2 separate regions of the Mus musculus genome follow, and region 1 is linked to region 2. The links are chromatin loops, found by intact Hi-C in ENCODE. Cell type or tissue: heart. All regions are shown on one strand. Links, peaks and the distances in the headings refer to the core of each region. The heading gives the core; the rest is flanking DNA.

Region 1 (8,659 bases), core at 160-8,159, 150 kb after region 2:
AGACATGACTGACTTGACTTCTGCTAGCGTGTTCACAGCTCAGAAGTGCAGCTCACAGGCTACTTCCCCAGGCCCTGACATCATCTAAACAATGAAAACCACAGGGATCTAAAGGGGGAACGTGCAAGGTCCAGGAAGGCTCTAGGCCTGCCCACTGGGTCAGGGGAGGCACCGGCTGGCTGAGACACCTCTAACACACATCTGCTCCCGGCTCAGGCAGAGCAGGTTGAACTTTCCTGAGCCTTATCTACTATCTGGGGATTCTCAGTGGCTGTGCTTGAGGGCAAACAAGGCTGGGTGAAACCCAGACTGGAGTAATTGAATCTGAACTGTAGTGTTGTGCAACAGGCTTTAGTTTCTCTACTGTTCAGAGAACACCATGGGCTAAAGAGGAAAAATATCCTCCAGCAGTTACCCAGTCTGTAGACAGTACCCAGTGACCTGTGACTACGTGAGGGGCAGCACACAGGGTCCTTCCTCTTCCTGAACAAGCAACCAATATTAGTGCCTGACTGTGGCCACTTCACTGTGAAGCTGTCTAGGCCAGCCCCACAGCTGTTCCCTCCCTCAGAGTTCCCTCAGGCTGGCCAACAGCACCTTGAGTCACTGCATTAAGTAGCCACTCTAGCTAACAGTACAGTGTCTGACTTCCCATCCTGATCCTTCAACTGCTGCTGGTACCTCCCAAGTATGTGCAGCTAATAATCAAAGACCCCAGCCTCCATGACCAGCTCTCTACATACTGAGAAGCCCCAGGGATGGCACCACCTTAGTCTACATTCACAGGACATACAGTCCAAATTCTAGGCGCCTTAGCAGGTTATGGATGGCTCTGGTGCACCTGTAGTGTGGGCAGATGGAGAGAGCAACTCTGAAGTCATAACTGAAAGGGAAACCCTGAGTGTAAAGGAACTAGCCAAGACAACAGCTGGGAAGAGCACAGGGAAGGGGCAAAGAGGAGCCTGAACCAGGAGGGGCCAAGCAACTACTGGGAGCTTGAAGTAAGGAGTGGGTGGAGCACGGGGGCTACAGAGTCAGCTCTTCCCAGGATCTTAGTGAGGCGGGGGCTTCATTCCAAGGGCAGCAAAAGGCCCTTGATGGCTTGAGATAGTGTTCTAGTTTGCTGCCTGCTACTGTGATGAACACCATGATCAGAAGCAACTTGGAGAAGATGGGGCTTATGACTTACATGTCCTGACCATTATCCATCACTGTGGAAGTCAGGGCAGGGGCAGAAACAGAAACTGAAGCACATAGACTGTACAGGAGCACTGCTTACTGGATTGCTCTTACAGCTTGCTCAGCTTGCTTTTTTAATGTAATTCAGGAACCACATGCACAGGGGTACCATCATCCACAATGAGATGGGCCCTTCCACAACAATCATGGGCCAATCTGATGGAGACATTTTCTCAGGCGAGGTTTTCTCTTCCCAGACTGACCCTAGTTGTGCCAAGTTGGCAAAATAAAATAAAATAACCTGGCATACACAGGGAGGCACAGTGAGCAGGGTGTCCTGGGAGAAGCAAAAGTGGAATGGTCTACTGGGTGTTGGAGTCTTAGACACCAAGCACTCAACATGATGAAGCAGTTGGAGCTGCTTGCCAGAAGTCCAATGGGTAGGCCTTACTGGCATCACACTTGGCCAGTGAGGACTTGGCAGTGACAATCAAGAGGAATCCAAGTTCTGGAGACACTGGGTCAGCCACCAGCTGTCTAGTGACACCATCATGAGAAACACCATGAGGACAAGAGGAAGGCCTGGTACTGGGGAGACAAGACCCCAGGAAGACGTTAACTTTCTTCATACCTGCCCACGTGTAAGGATGCCGAACGGGTGCTGCCATGGAAATACCCAAGAGATAACTGAGAGTCTGGAGCTGAGTCTGCCTGGGACTTCAGTAGGACTAGGGAGGTCACCACAGCAAGGAAGACAGATAAAGTGAACCTGCTTGACCAACAAATGCATGCAGCTGCCAGTGTCCCAAACGATTTCTTATTCGTCTTTTAAGAGCCTGCTTCAGAATGTAATTGATCATGCTGCTTCCTTCTTTGAGAGAATTTTGCCATGAAAAAAAAAATTGGCTAAACACACTCAAGGCACAGCTGATTTCCATGTTGGCACGAGCACCTTCATAGTCTCCCAAACTGTAAAGAAAGATAGCACACATTTTGAAAAGCAAAGTGCAGAGAGCTGACTTGAATTTCTGCTGGAAGATTGTATGGCCAGAAAGGGTTTTCCGATTGTATTTTAAGGATGAGGGTAAGCAGAAAGTGTCAGAGACTGTTTGAGGGTCTAGCAGAGTATGAGAAGGAGCAGAACTGAAAACGTACCTGCAACGGAAAGAGCACAGGGAAGAAACTGAAGAAGGGGAAGAGGAGCCTGGGGCCACCCTGGGAACACAGGAGCAGACACAGGAAGAGCATGCTTGAAGGAGACACAGGAAGTGTGATTCTGCCAGGAAGCGGCATGGAGGTGTGAGGTCCGAACTGAAGAAGACAGAGGAGGGATGGTTCTGCCCATCTGGGTGGGATAGACGAGGGGAAAGATTGAACTGGAAACAAACAGAAGTTCTAGGGGTTTTGCTTGATTGTTAGTTTTGGGAGTAAACTAGAAAGTTAGCTGATTAGGAAGCTGGTGAAAGGCAAGCAAGGCTTGAAATAATTGTAGTAAAGGAAAAAGACCCAACAGGGAGAGGGGTCCATATGGTGGGCACTGCTCTGTGAGCACGACTGACTCAGGGGTTCTTCTGGGCCAAAGCTGTACCTTGTAGACATCGCAAGGACTTTGGAAACAGGTAGCTTTCTTCAAAACGAAGCTGAGCCAACTGGCCTGCAATTCTAGACTCTGAGAAGCGTGAGAAGCCTCTGTGGTTGGACAAGCTTCCGCGCAGAAATGAGTAGCTCTTCTCTTGAGGCACACAGAAGATGGAACTAGAGAAGCTACTCAGTGTCCTGGCTGACAACAGCAGGGACCAGGATGTGGTGGCATCGGGAACAGAGAGGCAGCCTTCAACCCTGGGAGGACCTTCTCTACCAAGGCTTGTGTTCTTAGGTTACTGATAGCTGTTTCCATGGTGATAAATGCCTCTTTTACCACAAGCTGATGTTCTCTGCACTGAACATGGAATAGAGCCAGAATTTAAGTATCCCTTCAGAACCCCAGCATACTCCAGGACGGAGTAGCACAATCCACTGCCAACCCACAAGATCTGACTATAGAACGCCACCACCCTCTGGGCACACCACACACACCTTCCTGCCCTCAGCCGTCTCTGGGGCCACATCTGATGGGTTCACCAGTCCCTTGTAAAGAGGAAAAAAGAGGCGAAGCTGGCCATCTCATCAGGCTTTCCCCAGCAGCTATGCCCAACCCATGTTCTTACTGTAACTGCTCCCCCAATAGGATTCCCTACACATATGCACTGTCACATTCTTTGATGGACCTTTTTTCCAGTTTGGAGGTCACCATGCACATACCTAATATACCCCAGTAAGATGGAAGGAAGCTGGTGCCACCAGCTGGTCACCAACAGCCTCTAGCTTCCCAAACCAAAGAACCAGAAACATCATAAACATTGAGTTCTTCCTGATTCTAAAGTGACTTCACAGGCTATGTCCCACCCCCACCAATGGAAGCCTATGACAATTGGCCAACTCTGGAACCTTCTAAGTGGCCAGTGGGAGGTGACTAGAAGTAGGGGTGGGTGTATGGGGGAGATGAGGAACTGTTATGGTTATGATTATAATGTTATTCTCCCACACATGTGCATACCGAATGACACACACACACACACACACACACACACACACATATATATACACATATATAGATATTGTGTATGTATGGAATGTTCTAAAATGAGCTCCTTTCCCCCCACTTTAGAGATCATAATGTATATGGCACTGAATTCTAGTAGGGAAACAGCGGGGAATGAGAGCCTGGCTGTAAGCAGGGCTGAGCCTCAGCTCTGCCACATGTAGTTACAAGACCCCAGGTGAGGCACTAAATGTTTCATGATCTGACTTTCCTCTGTAGATTGGGTAGGAAGGCTGCTTTGTTGAGTTACTGAAACACCAAAACCAACCTACTACCTGTAGTACCCAGTGTACTCAATGGGCCAAAGCAGAATCCAGTGGGGAGCACACAGAAGCCTACTGCCCAGTGGGGAGCACACAGAAGCCTACTGCCCAGTGGGGAGCACACAGACACTTACTGCCCAGTGGGGAGCACACAGACACATACTGTCCAGTGGGAAGCACACAGAAGCCTACTGCCCAGTGGGGAGCACACAGAAGCCTACTGCCCAGAGAGGGCTGGCTGTCTTTGTATAAGAGGCTGGAAATTCTGAACACATCTGCAGCTTTGTTTTGTTTTAAAATTTACTGCATAACTATGTGAGACAGAATCCTCCTGTTTCCCTTAGTTTTCCTTTCCCATATGCTAGGCAGATGTGTTCAAAGGTTGGTTCCTGCTATCAAGGGCAGGTGAGGAGAACAAAGGTTACTCTCAACTCCCTCCATCCCAGACCTGCTAAACTCAGGTCTGCCTAGTACTGAAGCCTGAGCATTTAAAATGCTGCGAAGGGACTGGAGGGTTAGCCGGATATAAGAGTGAGCAATGCTCTTGCAGAGACTGAGTTCCATTTACAGTACCTACATAGGGCAACTCTAGCTGCCGCCAATCCCCTCTCCAGGGAATGTGATGCCCTCTACTGGCCTCCAGATGACTGTACTCAACTGCACATACCCACACAGACATAACTTATAAAACCTTAAATGTGGCTAATCTCCAAAACAAGCTGTGTTTAATATAGATTACATTTTGAAAGATTAATACCAAAATTGAGGAGTGTAAAATACCTCACTAAAAAGTTTATATACAGGTTAGATGTTGAAATGGTAATATTTTGGATACTTGGGCTTAGATAAAGTTAACTTCACCTGTTTTCGGTCTTAATTTGTCTCCTAGAAACATTTTCATTTCCTCAGTAGTTTGAATAACACTCACCATAGATACTGCTCTACTTGAATGGCGCCATAAGGAGTCCCAAGCTCCACCCTCCTGGAAGTATCAGCAACACAGGCTCCACCCACAACAGTGAGGACTCCCCGGGCCTCTCACTGCCCAGTGCCATTGGCTCTCCCACACAGAGCAGCATTACCCCTGGCTGCTGACACACTGGACCACCTACACCCACAATGAATCCAGTATTCCCCTCTGAGCACCCTCTTCCAGATACTGCCAGCTGCTACTGCCCCTCCCACCCTTGGCCAACTCTTGCTCACCCCTGACCCTCACCCTTGACTTCTCAGGTATTGCAAATGTACCTTGGAGGTAACATGACCGCCCCCACCCTGCCACCTGAACTAGCAGGAAGCCTGTGTGTAACAGGCACTCAGCAGACATGCGCTGAATGGAGGGGCAAAGCCCAACTGAAGCAGTTCTTCAGCAAACACACACACACACATACACACACACACACACACACACACACAGAGAGAGAGAGAGAGAGAGAGAGAGAGAGAGAGAGAGAGAGAGAGAGCGAGCGCTGCAGGAATGAACTGTGCACCGCTTACAAGCACTTGTTTTATGTTTGCCACAGTCCTGCAGGATTGCCTTCTTTACTATTTAGATGATGAAAGACAGTCAGATTAAGTACAATGAGTTTTCCAAGTCAAAGACTGTAAGGAACAAGTACAAAGTCAACTCCAGTGGAAATCCACAATAAACATGGATGAAATAGTTAACGAGGAAATAACTGACTGAGGATCTGAACTCGGACCTGATTTATAGCAACCAGCCCGTCTGTTACTACAACTAAGAGCAGGAGCTACTGTTTCCCCGGCTCCCTTACCAGTGCTCTACCGCGCATGCAACTATGCCATGAAAGCAGACACTGAGGCCAGGAGCTGCAGGCCCCAGGCCCACAGTGAGAAGCAGAGCTGTGCTTCCAACCCAGCTCCCACGGCTCAGGTGCTGTTCCATACATCTGCTCCCAAGTGGCCAGAACCAACCATCATCTACATAACACTATAGACAGCATTTCCTGCTCCTCAGCTTTAGGATCTGAGGCTGCAGGAAGAGTGTGAGATCTTCAGGCTATCTTACTTGCTACTGACCAGAGTCCATCTCAACTCAGGCTTACCCTGATGTCTAAAATAATGTACTAGAAAGCTTTTTGCAAACTTTGGGTACTAAAGAAATGTTACTTAATTTAACCCTAGCTTTTTGTGTTGGTGCCTAGACTGCACAGTCGTGCGAGGCAATAAAAGATGGGCTGCATCCTGTCAGAATGAGTGTGAGGGCTAGGCAGCTTCGAAGAGCCTCTTGGTCAGTTCAGCTTTCTCTGCCCATCACTATACTTGCCCAGGACTAACAGCATGAAGGTGGCCAACAGGTGGAGATGTGCCTGGTTTAGGGTCCACATTAAGTTGCTGGGGACTGTGGCAATTATATATGACCACTCAACACATGGAGAGTCAGGAGCCAGGCAGAAAGCCTGCCAGTTCTCCGTGTAGACCTCACTTCTTGCAGCAGAGAAGACAGTCTCCGGAGCCTTTTGCTCCTACTGAGATCACTTTGCTCCACTCTGCCACAGAGTAGGGGACCGGGACAGGCAGGCTACTAGGGAGCCTGAGAAAGTCGGGGAACCTGACTCCCACTGAGCACTGCTGTTAACACAAGTGCTTTTCCGGGAACATACACAAGAACAAACAATGACAGCCATGCGGGTGCCAGCTCCTCTGTCCTCTGCCCTCTACTGATGACAGGTCAGAGGTCTGGCAAGCACAACCAGACTGAGGGGATCAGACTACAGACAGAAGCACACCTCACAATGAGGGCAGAAGAATCAAGAAAACACACAATTTGTCAAATCAGGATCTGTCATGTCTAAGAAGAAACTCAAGAACACAATAGAACTGGGTGCTGACAGGAAATTCCAGGATCCTCAATAAGTTAGGTGGGTAACATTTCTTAGTAACTGAAGTTTGCAAAGTACTTTCCTGTGCATTATTCATTTCTTCCTCACAGCTGCTCTGCATGGCGCCTGGCCTTACTTAACAAGAACAGACAGCACACACAGAGAAATTAAGGGCATGGCAGGGTCTCAGCCCTATCCCAGTAGTTCCAGGGACAGTGGCCCTGCAGACCATTGGCCTCTTAGACCTTCAATTATTCCATTGTAAACTAGGGATAAAAATACTCGGTAGGGCGCTGTCTTCACTCACAGGGAATGTGAGCTGGACACCAGCCTCCAGGAGGCTGCTAACTTTCTGGTGAATGGTGGAGAGGGCTTCAGGAGAAAGTGACCCTGAAGCAGAGTCTGGAAGAAGGTAAGGAATAGCCTGTTAAGATTTCTGGGATAACCTTCCAGGGGGAAAGCAGAGCAGAATCAGCCCCTGGTGGGCTCGTCTGGCATACCTTAGCGTGACCCAGAGACCAGTGAGGATGCAGAGGGTGGGAGAGTATTGTCAGGCTTCAAACCTGGGATGAGGTGCCTATTTAAATCAAAGTGGACTTGGCCACCTCTCCCTGCAATCCCTCAGTCCCTGGCTATTACTGGGCCCTCCTGGCTGGCATACCCCAGCCCTTACCCTAAACTTCTCCAGCCCAGAGGATAATATATAATCCCTATATAATCCAACCACTGTGGCTACTGGTTCTCTTTGTACCTTTGGGCCTCCTGGCCGCTGTGCCTCGTTTCTCTGCTCTCCCCTCCTCCATCCCCTTCCCCTCTCCTCACAGGGCTCTGGGCCATGTCCACTTCAGATTCTCCAGATGTCCTTGCCTCTGGCTGTACTCTCCCACAAATCTATAATAAATTTCCTTCTCCGCCACACTTAGAAACAGTCATGGTCCTTTCTTTTTTATTTTACTCAAGTATCATGCTGAAAGATCAGAAAGCTGGAACAGGCTAAGAGCAAGATGAAGACTCACAAGCCATCTGCAACATATTACAATAGCTCTGTGGGGAAATTCCCCAGGGGCAAAGACTGAAGCAAGGGCTCAGGGATGACTCTGATGAATCCTTCATGCATGGTGTGGTGACTTGGTGCAGGGGAGGGACACATGTGGTCACATGCTGGGTGCACCTAGAGAGACTGATAGATGGGGAACTTGGTAAGAAAGACAGAAACAAACTAAAGACTGTTGTGAGCAACAGACCTTGGTGGAGAAGACACTGGAGTGGGAACAGGGAAACAGATACTTGAACACGTGAGTCAACGCTGAGACCCCATTAGAGCACAGCAAGACCCTGAGCAGGTAGCTGAACAAGGCTCTGCCTTGTTCAAGGAGAAGCTGGTCTTGATTCAGGAGGTCTGAAAAAGCTGATGAGAACGCACAGGCCAAAACAGGATCCAAGAACCACGCTCTGCTGCCAGCCAATGTGTGGACCCTGGGGAGCTGAGAGGAACCAGCAAGAGATAAAAGAACAGGAAAATGAGTGAGAGCACAGCATCTGTGAAGATGGGGGAGGGGAGGGAGGGCTGCCCACTGCTGTGGCCACAAGTGGGTCATCAAAGCCTCTGACAGCTGTGCAAGGGACAGGGCAAGCAGGAAGGAACCCTCAGCAGACAATCGTGAGTGACGAGTGATGGAAGTCCTGTCACTATGAGCAGCTCACGTGCAATCTCTGCCTTAGGCTTCTCACCT
Region 2 (8,659 bases), core at 190-8,189:
TTGGAGAGACTTTATGGCTGTAGCTTCTGATGTTACCAGGAGACACATTTTAAACACTCCAGAGTCCCCAGTCTGGGGACTAGCCCTTCCCAGAGCTGAGAAGGATCTTCCCACAGCATCCCTCATCACAAACCTTGGTCCCTTCCCTGTAGGTGTACTCACAGTGACACTGGAAAAAAACCTGTCTTTCTACACTGCTCCCTTGGGCTCAAGAACAAATACAGTTTCTAAAATGTCTTTCTCCATCATTTGTACTAGGGACATCAATTAACTTTCAAAGATACAGTAATGGAGAACAGTAGCCATGACTGCTGACCATGTGACACAGTCAGAGCTGCGCATTTCATAGATGGGCTCAAAATGCTGTCAGCTTTCCAGCTACGCCTCTGAGTCCTGTGCTAACAGCCTTGGTGCAAATCTTTAACCTCTTCTGCCCCAGCAGTGCAGTCACCCAAGGATCCAGGTTTAGGTCTGGCCCTGAGCCACAGGCCCTTCTCAGCCATGGATGTCCCCACTCATGGCAGCAGAGTGCACAATGACCCAGTTGACTCCAAACCAGAGAGCCGGTGTCCCTTACCTTTCACAACCATAACTTCTGTGGAGGTTGGGCATTTCACTCTTGTGGGTGGTAGGAGCCCCAGATCTGTTACTAAATTGTACTAAGCACTCAGTTTCCCTTTTCCATGTCCTTCTTTTTCAGGATAGCCAGTGTCTTAGCACCCTGATGCACCCAAGAAGTAAATCTGTTAAAGTTATCTCGGTACTGTTTTTCACAATTTGGAAAAAAAATAAAAAAGTCTTTAAAATGATCAAACTCCCTCCAAATCTGGTCACTGTCATTAAGATGACAGTGGCAAGTATCTGTCTGAGTGCCCCCGGAATGATCCTTGAATGTTCTTGTCATGTGGAGCAGCCTGCCTGGCCCGATGGAAGAAGTCAAGCACCCCCACTCTCTAGCTGCCCACTTGCCGTGCTCTGCCGAGGACCTCCCCAGCTTTAACTCTGAAAGTTCCTCATCCATGAAAACCCCCAGTCCTGGGAAAACTGAGACCACTTCTAAAGAATTTAAGATTTCTCAAGCTATGGGCGAGGCTCCAGGGAGTCTACGAGGGTGCCTCTAGCTGAGGCTTCTAGTGGAGGGAGATAGAGAGCCTGAAGAGCCTACCTCCTGTAGACAAGCAAGACACCAAGACGAGGGATAAGAACACTAATCCACTCACGAAACTTTCAACCCAAACTGTGTCCTGCCTATAAAAAGTTCAGGGATAAAGGTATTGTAGAGACCGAGGGAATGGCCAACCAATAACTGGCCCAATTTCAGATCCACTTCATGTGCAAGAACCAATCCCTGACACTGTTAGTGATACTCTGTTACGCTTGTAGACAGGAGTCCAGCATGGCTGCCCTGAGAGGCTCCACCTAGTAGCTGACTGAAACAGACGCAGAGACCCATAGCCAAACATTAGACAGAGCTCAGAAGTCTTGAGAAAGAGTTGGGAGGAAGGATTGAGGGACCCAAAGAGGACAGGGACTCCACAAGAAGACCAGCAGAGTCAACTAACCTGGACTCCTGGGGGTTCTGAACAACCAAGGGACTGAACAACCAACCAAAGAACATACAAGGGCTGGACTCAGCCCCACCTCCCAACACATATGAAACAGATGTGCAACTTGGTTGTCATGTGGGTCTCCCAACAACTAGAGCAGGGGCTTACCCTGACTCTGTTGCCTGCCTGTGGACCCTGTTCCCCAAACTGGACTACTTTGTCTGACCTCAGCACCAGAAAGGGAACATGATAGAATGATGATCTCGTGCAATACTCTCTCTCTCTCTCTCTCTCTCTCTCTCTCTCTCTCTCTCTCACACACACACACACACACACACACACACACACAAGCATTTACACACTAAGTGCAGGAAGAAAATATCCTAGAACTTTAGGCTTTGTTGTAGTTTAGAAATACCTTGTCTCCAATCGATTTCTGTACTTGAAGCTTTATCTCCGATGTGGTGAGATTAATATGGCAGAGCATCTAAAAGGTGTCTTGTATAATCCCAGCAGGAGACGCTGAGAACAGAGAGTCCAAGGTCAATCTACACAGCAAGGGTCTAGGGCTACCAAACAAAATGTTTTTCTTTAAAAAATGAAGAAAGAAGGGAAGGAAAGAGGGAGAGAGAAGAGGTGAGAAGGGATGGAGGGAAGAAGTGGAAGAAAAGAAGAAAGGGAGGGGTGGAGGCAGGGAGGAAAAGAGGGGTGGAGGCAGGGAGGAAAAGAGGGATGGAGGCAGGGAGGAAGGGAGGGGTGGAGGCAGGGAGGAAGGGAGGGGTGGAGGCAGGGAGGAAGGGAGGGGTAGAGGCAGGGAGAAAAGCAAGGGTGGAGGAAGGGAGGGGTGGAGGCAGGGAGGAAGGGAGGGGTGGAGGCAGGGAGGAAGGGAGGGGTGGAAGCAGGGAGGAAGGGAGGGGTGGAGGCAGGGAGGAAGGGAGGGGTGGAGGAAGGGAGGGGTGGAGGCAGGGAGGAAGGGGATGTTGAGCTTAACCAAATGTCATCAGTCATGGGCAGCGAGAACCCTTGAGTGGATGGCTTCATGCTGCCTCTCAGGTCTTTGGGGACAAGGTCTATTGTCTTGAGTGGCTTATTGCCCCTACACACTTGCCTCTGGTTCTTCACATCTGCTTAGGACCTTTTCAGTGTCCTTGTTGCAATGAATTTATTTACCCAGGAAGCCCTTGTTACCAAAATTGTTAACCAAATAAACTTTTTTCTTAAGTGTTATCCAGAAACACTCCAGGATCCTACCCAAGCATCAAATAGACTAAGACAGACCCTAAGATATTCAAAAATTTTAAATCAATATTGGAAATGCGTTGACATAACTTTGAGTTATCATGAGTAATCATGATCTTTTGTTTACCAAAATGAATTCAAGCATCTTTTGACAAGAACCAACCGACAGGCCAGCCCTGGCTTCTCATGTGCTTAAGGGAATAACATTGTGAACGCGAAGATACAGGTCCTGAAAAATACCAATTATCCCTGAAAACCACCCCTAAAATTCTTGAAGAGGACTCTGGACTTAGCTGCTATATCATGCTCAAGCAAACCCTACTCTCCGCCGAAGCAGGATTAGAAGGCTGCAATGCATGGGTCAGGTACTCCATTTTGGTTCAGGAGGGATCAGGAGCAGGCTTCGCTCTTCATTCATGGAGGGCTTGAGTCCTAGAGATTCTCAAAGATGTAGTGGCAGGAGCCTTGCACGGTCCTGACAAATAGCAAACGCTTTGTGAATACTAATTCCCCACTATTTCTTTAATGGATACAGGTGTTTCTATAAGTTCTAGTGACAGAGTATAAAACATTAAGATCTACTTTTTAAATCTAGAGTTAGTTGTCTCGGGATAGTAGTTACAGCACCTCATGGCATATATCACAGTCTCAATATGCTATACCCTTCAGGGTGTCAGGCCCCACCACCCTCAGAAGTCTCTCTCCAGCCCAGGCCGGAGAGTGATGGTTAACAATGCTGTGGGCTTTGCTGCCCCCTTGTGGGAAGTTGAATTATTACTAACTGAGCTAAGAACAATTGCAGACGTCTGCTGATAGCAGAGGTCTGTGTGAGGTTGAATACAAAATGCAGCAAGTTCCCTGCGAGCTGCCCAGTTACAAACCCACAGATGTAGAGAACATTCCTTAGTAACCTGGTCACTGAAACAAGTCTGAGGCACTGAGCCTTTGACTGGTAACTTTTAGACAGATGCTTGCTACTGTAATTCCTGACAGGAAGGAACAGTGCCTACTCAAAAAAATAAAAATAAAAATAAATCACCCTAGCCAGTTAATCACATTTGCCATGTTTTCAATCATAATTTCTTACCTTATTTTTGGAAGGACTTATGCAGTGGCGTACATTTTAAAGTGGCGTACATTGTTCTTCTCATGAAGAACAATGCATCTTGGAGCTGGAGGGGTTAGGGACACTCCACCTCCTGAGTTCTTAGCCTGGTCCCTTGGATGCTGTGGTGGGATCATCAGGAAAGACCTTAGAATAGACAGTATATCTGTTGCCTTTCCTATTACTGTGTTAAAATACCCTGAAAAAAGCAAGGAGACAGGTATTTGTCTCACAGTTCAAAGGTATACAGTCATCACTGAGGGGACCTTGCAGTTATATTGCTTCCATAGTTAGATGATGAATGTTTCCAATCAGCTCATTTTGTCCTTCTTATTCAGCCTGTCCTGTGGAGCAGAGCTGCTTACAGCAGCCCAGTCACCCACCTCAAACTAATCATGACAACCCACCAACGACCTGCTCAGAGTTAGCGTAATTCAGAGAATCCCTCACAGGTGTGACTCGAGACTTGACATTACAGGGATTCTGGATCCTGCCTGGTTGACAGTCGGTCAATATTAACCATCACTGAAGGTAACGGCTCTGCATGTTTAAAATGTCTGCTCGCCTAGATTGGAAAGTAGAGATGAAAATGAGGTTTCTGTAAAAGTCAGCTTGATGGCTGATGAGTTTCTTGAAGTTACTTACAGGTGCATGGGTAGCTCACAGGCAGCTCCACTGCCCAGAGGTCCCTGTCAGCTTACAGGCAGTCACATCACCAAACAGTCCCAGCCCGGTGCTTTACAGCCTCTGTGTCCTCTCTAAGGAAAGGGGACCGGGAAGGATGTCATTAATGCCCCTGAGCCCTGAGCCTCGTGAGCCTTCCACCTCCCTCCACAGGGAAACCTTACAGACCCAATCTCATGAGCATCTCCTCAGGTGGTCAGCGCTGCTCTGATTCAAGAGCAAGAAAAACACAGAACAAGCTCAGCAATATATGTATCTACTACTTTCAATTTCTTTGAAGTAATTATTTCAACCTGTCACTTGTCACTTTAGGCTACTGTTAAATGTTCTTCCCTTTTCATTTATGTATGTGTCCATTCATGTGCACCACATGTGTGATCCCCAGGAGCTAGAATTACGGGTGGTCATGAGCTGACATGAGTGTGCTGAGAGCCGGCCCTGGGTCCAAGTGTTCATATATATATATACATATATATATATATATATAATTTTATTACAAATTTTAAAAAATGCAGAATCCTAAAAAAATCTTTTTACTGGTAATACAGATTCTTATAAAGTTATTTTTGCTACCATAAGAAGTTAAACCATTAAATATTTAGAAACATTCAACATCAAAAGTTTTAAATCTAACTGTACGTTGTAGCCCCTGAAAAAGCTACAAACACGTTTTTAAAAGTATTTTCTCTACAAAGAATCTCATCAGCTACACAAAAATCTGTTCAGTTTTTATACTGAAGCTAATGTGCTTGAATTTCACATTCTTAGCAAAATAATTGCCTGAGCACAGATACTCCACACTTCATGACAGCCACTTATTCTTCCTCTTCCTCTTCCTCTTCCTCTTCTCCCTCTTCATCATCTTCCTCCTCCTCCTTCTCTTCCTCCTCCTCCTCTTCCTCCAGTCTTCTTCTTTGAGCCCACTGGCCTACCAGAACCCTTCTTTCCTGTTTCACTTTTGCCCTCGCCATGGTATGCAGCAATATCCTTTTCACATGTCTCCTTTAGTTTAGCTACTTTCTGCTCATTCAGTTGTTTATCTTTGGCAAATTGTTCAGACCACATCATACCCAGTTTCTTTGCAGTATCTCCAATAGACAGGCAAGGGTGTTCACTTTTGATTTTTGGGCAATGTTCAGAGCAAAACATAAAGAAGGCAGATGGCAGTCTCTTCAAAACATTTGGATCTTTTTTCTTTCCTGTCTTATCACCTTTGGGAGGAACATTGTTCTTCATCTCCCTGTCATAACCAGCTTTGTCGCTCTTGGCCAAATCTTCAAACTTCGACTTTTCGTTTGCAGACATGGTCTTCCATCTCTCGAAGCATTTCTTGGAGAACTCAGCGAAGTTAACCGACGAATCGGGATGCTTCTTCTTGTGCTCCTCCCAGCAGGTCTGCACGAAGAAGGCATACGAGGACATTTTGCCCCGTGGCTTGTTGGGGTCACCCTTGTCCATGGTGATGGCATGGCGTCTACCAAAAATTCTGCCCACCCTCTAAGGCCTCCTAAGTGGCCATGCAGAAGCTCTACAGACACACACACACACACACACACACACACACACACACACACACACACAGAGAGAGAGAGAGAGAGAGAGAGAGAGACTTGGGCCGCCAAGCCTGGGGACTCAGCTGATTCAAGAGCAAGTGTTTTTTTTTGTTTTGTTTTGTTTTGTTTTGTTTTGGTGCTCCAGTCCATAAAAAGTCCTTTCTTAATCCCACATTCTATAAACCTCTTTAATTTTCCCAACAGGAAACTCCATTTCTGGAAGACTCTACACTTGCTTGGCTGATCCTAAAATCCACAAAACATAGTTTGCAAGTTGCTGCACACACCCTTACTCCCAACACTGAATGTGTATGCTTCCGTTTGCTTTTACACTGGGAAAATGCCTCTTTCCAGACATAAGATTTAGGGATAGTGTGTTTCGAGTATACAGCAGAGCTTTGAAGTCTGCCAATTCATCACATGGCATTCTTTGATTTCAACAGTGTGTCAAAGTCAGCTATGCAAGCCTGCGGTGGGAGGTGGGAGGGGTGGGCCAGCAGGAGTCCAAGAGAAGACAGCCTTGCAGTGCAGAGAGAGGGAATGTGCCTTCTTCTGCCTGACTCCCTGGTCTGTACTGTACATGCACACTTACAAAAAGACCCTCTGCCCTTGCCTGGATGAGGCTGGGACAGCCAGAGGGAGGGGCCCCTGGAGTAGGTAAGCCTTTCCCTTCTACACAGTCACTACTCTCTCCAGCAGGAAGCTGGGCTTCCAAGCAGGCTTGGGTCTCAAGGATCCTAATCCTGACAGACACTAGGCAGACTGTCCTCATGGTGGCAGTGTGGCCTTAATTAGCAGCTGCTGGTACCTGCAGGACTGCAAAGATGCTCAACATGGCCTGCTGATGCTGGGCCTGCTGTGAGTGAATGCTGGTGTTTCTGAAGGACTCTGTTCCCAGTTCTTCAGACTAGTGTGTGTGTGTGTGTCACTTTATAACCTACTATACATAAAAGCTCAGGTACAGGGGGATACAAGATTTATCTTTGGTTTTAATAATTTATATTCTGCCCCAGGACCTGGGGTTTAAATGCCCAGTCAAAGAGAGGTGACTTGTTACTGCAGTCAGCACTGAGTGCTGCAGTGGTGGAAATGGAGGGTCACATAAAGCAAGACAAAGTCTTCAAATCTCATCTTAAACGTGGCTTCCATCCTAATTGCTGGCTCTGGCCCTTCAGTCGGGTTGTATGACCCTGTTCTGTGGCACCTCAGTTCCCTGTGTGTCTCTCTTTTTTTTTTTTTCCTGTGTGTCTCTCTTATGTTATTGTTCCTTGATTCGCTTTTTCATTTCCTTCCAGATGGAACAAGATGCTCTGACAGGAGGGGCTTCTGTCCAGTCCCGAATCACATCCCCAGCATCCATCATTAAAGTTGTGCTTATGGTAGGAAGCTCATAAACGCTACTGAATGAAGGGGAATGAGGGTTCCATAGTGCCTGCAGCACACACACACGCACACACACACACACACACACACACACTGTCTGTATTTTTCTAAACCAAAGAAAAATATCAGTTTACCAAGCTTTTGGCTCCTAAAGGCCATACCAAAGTTCTATGGCAAGTACCCCTGGGGAAGTGAGAAGGAAAGGCCTGCAGCCCTCCCACTGTCTCCTTTACAGGGGAGCTGCGAGCTGTCCTTGCCAGTTGGGCCATTGTGCTGCCCAGATTATACCAGCACCTGTCTCCAGTATTGCTCTGCCCTGCCTGCTGCACCTCTCATCTCAAAACTGCCCACCAGGAGTGTCTCACTGCTAAGTGAGGCCCAGAGTACACAGGTGCCCTGCCCTCCCCTGTCCCTGGAAAGACACCTCCAGGTCAGGCCACTCCAAGGTTAGCCCCTCTGCTCAATCTCTCCACCCGAGCACCTCTGTGATTCTTCTTGTATGGGAAGAGAGGGGAAAAGATTTCCAAAAGAACACTGGCTGATTGGCAGCTTCAAAAAAGCAAGCACCAGCTGGCCCTGCAAACCCTTCCTATAATAAACAGATGTGTGTCTTTGAGAGGACGCTTTCCAAGATACTTCTGTGTTTCTGTCTTCAAGTAACCAAGCTGCAAGGTGATAAGAATTTAGAAATTCAGAACTTACTTTGAGTCTCAGAAAATGGTCATGCACCACATAATGACATTTTAATCAACAACAACCAATAGGTTGTGCTCCATTACCATCATAATGGAGCTAAAAAATAGCTACCCTTGTGACTTTCATTTCTATGTTTAATATGTTTAGATACACAAATACTTGACATGGCTTATAGTCTACACAATAGCATACAAACCAGGTTTGTAGCCTGGAAGTAATGGTCTGCACTACACAGATCAAGAGTGTAGCGAACTTTACTTCAAAGACCAGTGCAGTGAGCAACACCTCTGAGACGAGGAATACAGCAGACTTTACCTCAGAGATCATAGGTGCAGTGGACTTTACCTCAGAGACAAGGGGTGACTTGACAGGAATACAGCAGACTTTACCTTAGAGACCATAGGTGCAGTGGACTTTACCTCAGAGACCAGGGGTGACTTGACAGGAATACA

The links. A loop is a pair of places that touch in the nucleus more often than their neighbours do. Peaks named below come from ENCODE experiments on the same cell type or tissue, not always from the same donor. Only the 100,000 strongest peaks of a DNase experiment are listed, where the experiment ranks them.
Region 1: a loop joins it to region 2, with 2.1 times the contacts of the local background. A loop is called at or near these places in 4 of 42 quality-filtered maps.

The regions. Positions count from the first base shown.
Region 1 is chr9:15,533,698-15,542,356 of GRCm38, reverse strand. The region is part of intron 2 of Smco4 (single-pass membrane protein with coiled-coil domains 4); the gene reads right to left. It overlaps Gm51703 (a long non-coding RNA gene), which reads left to right and starts at 3,928. Exons shown (of 3, transcript XR_003948288.1): 1 at 3,928-3,998; 2 at 8,649-8,659. It overlaps Gm46152 (a long non-coding RNA gene), which reads right to left. Exons shown (of 2, transcript XR_001779361.2): 1 at 3,481-8,659; 2 at 1-3,306. In heart, for the core only: a CTCF peak has its summit at 4,725 (motif pointing left); a DNase peak (open chromatin) is centred at 6,636; H3K27ac peaks cover 1,011 bases.
Region 2 is chr9:15,680,276-15,688,934 of GRCm38, reverse strand. It overlaps the pseudogene Gm5119. Among named protein-coding and RNA genes, the nearest start is that of Gm35225, 13 kb to the right of the region's middle. In heart, for the core only: CTCF peaks have their summits at 3,543 (motif pointing left) and 6,893 (motif pointing right); a DNase peak (open chromatin) is centred at 6,894.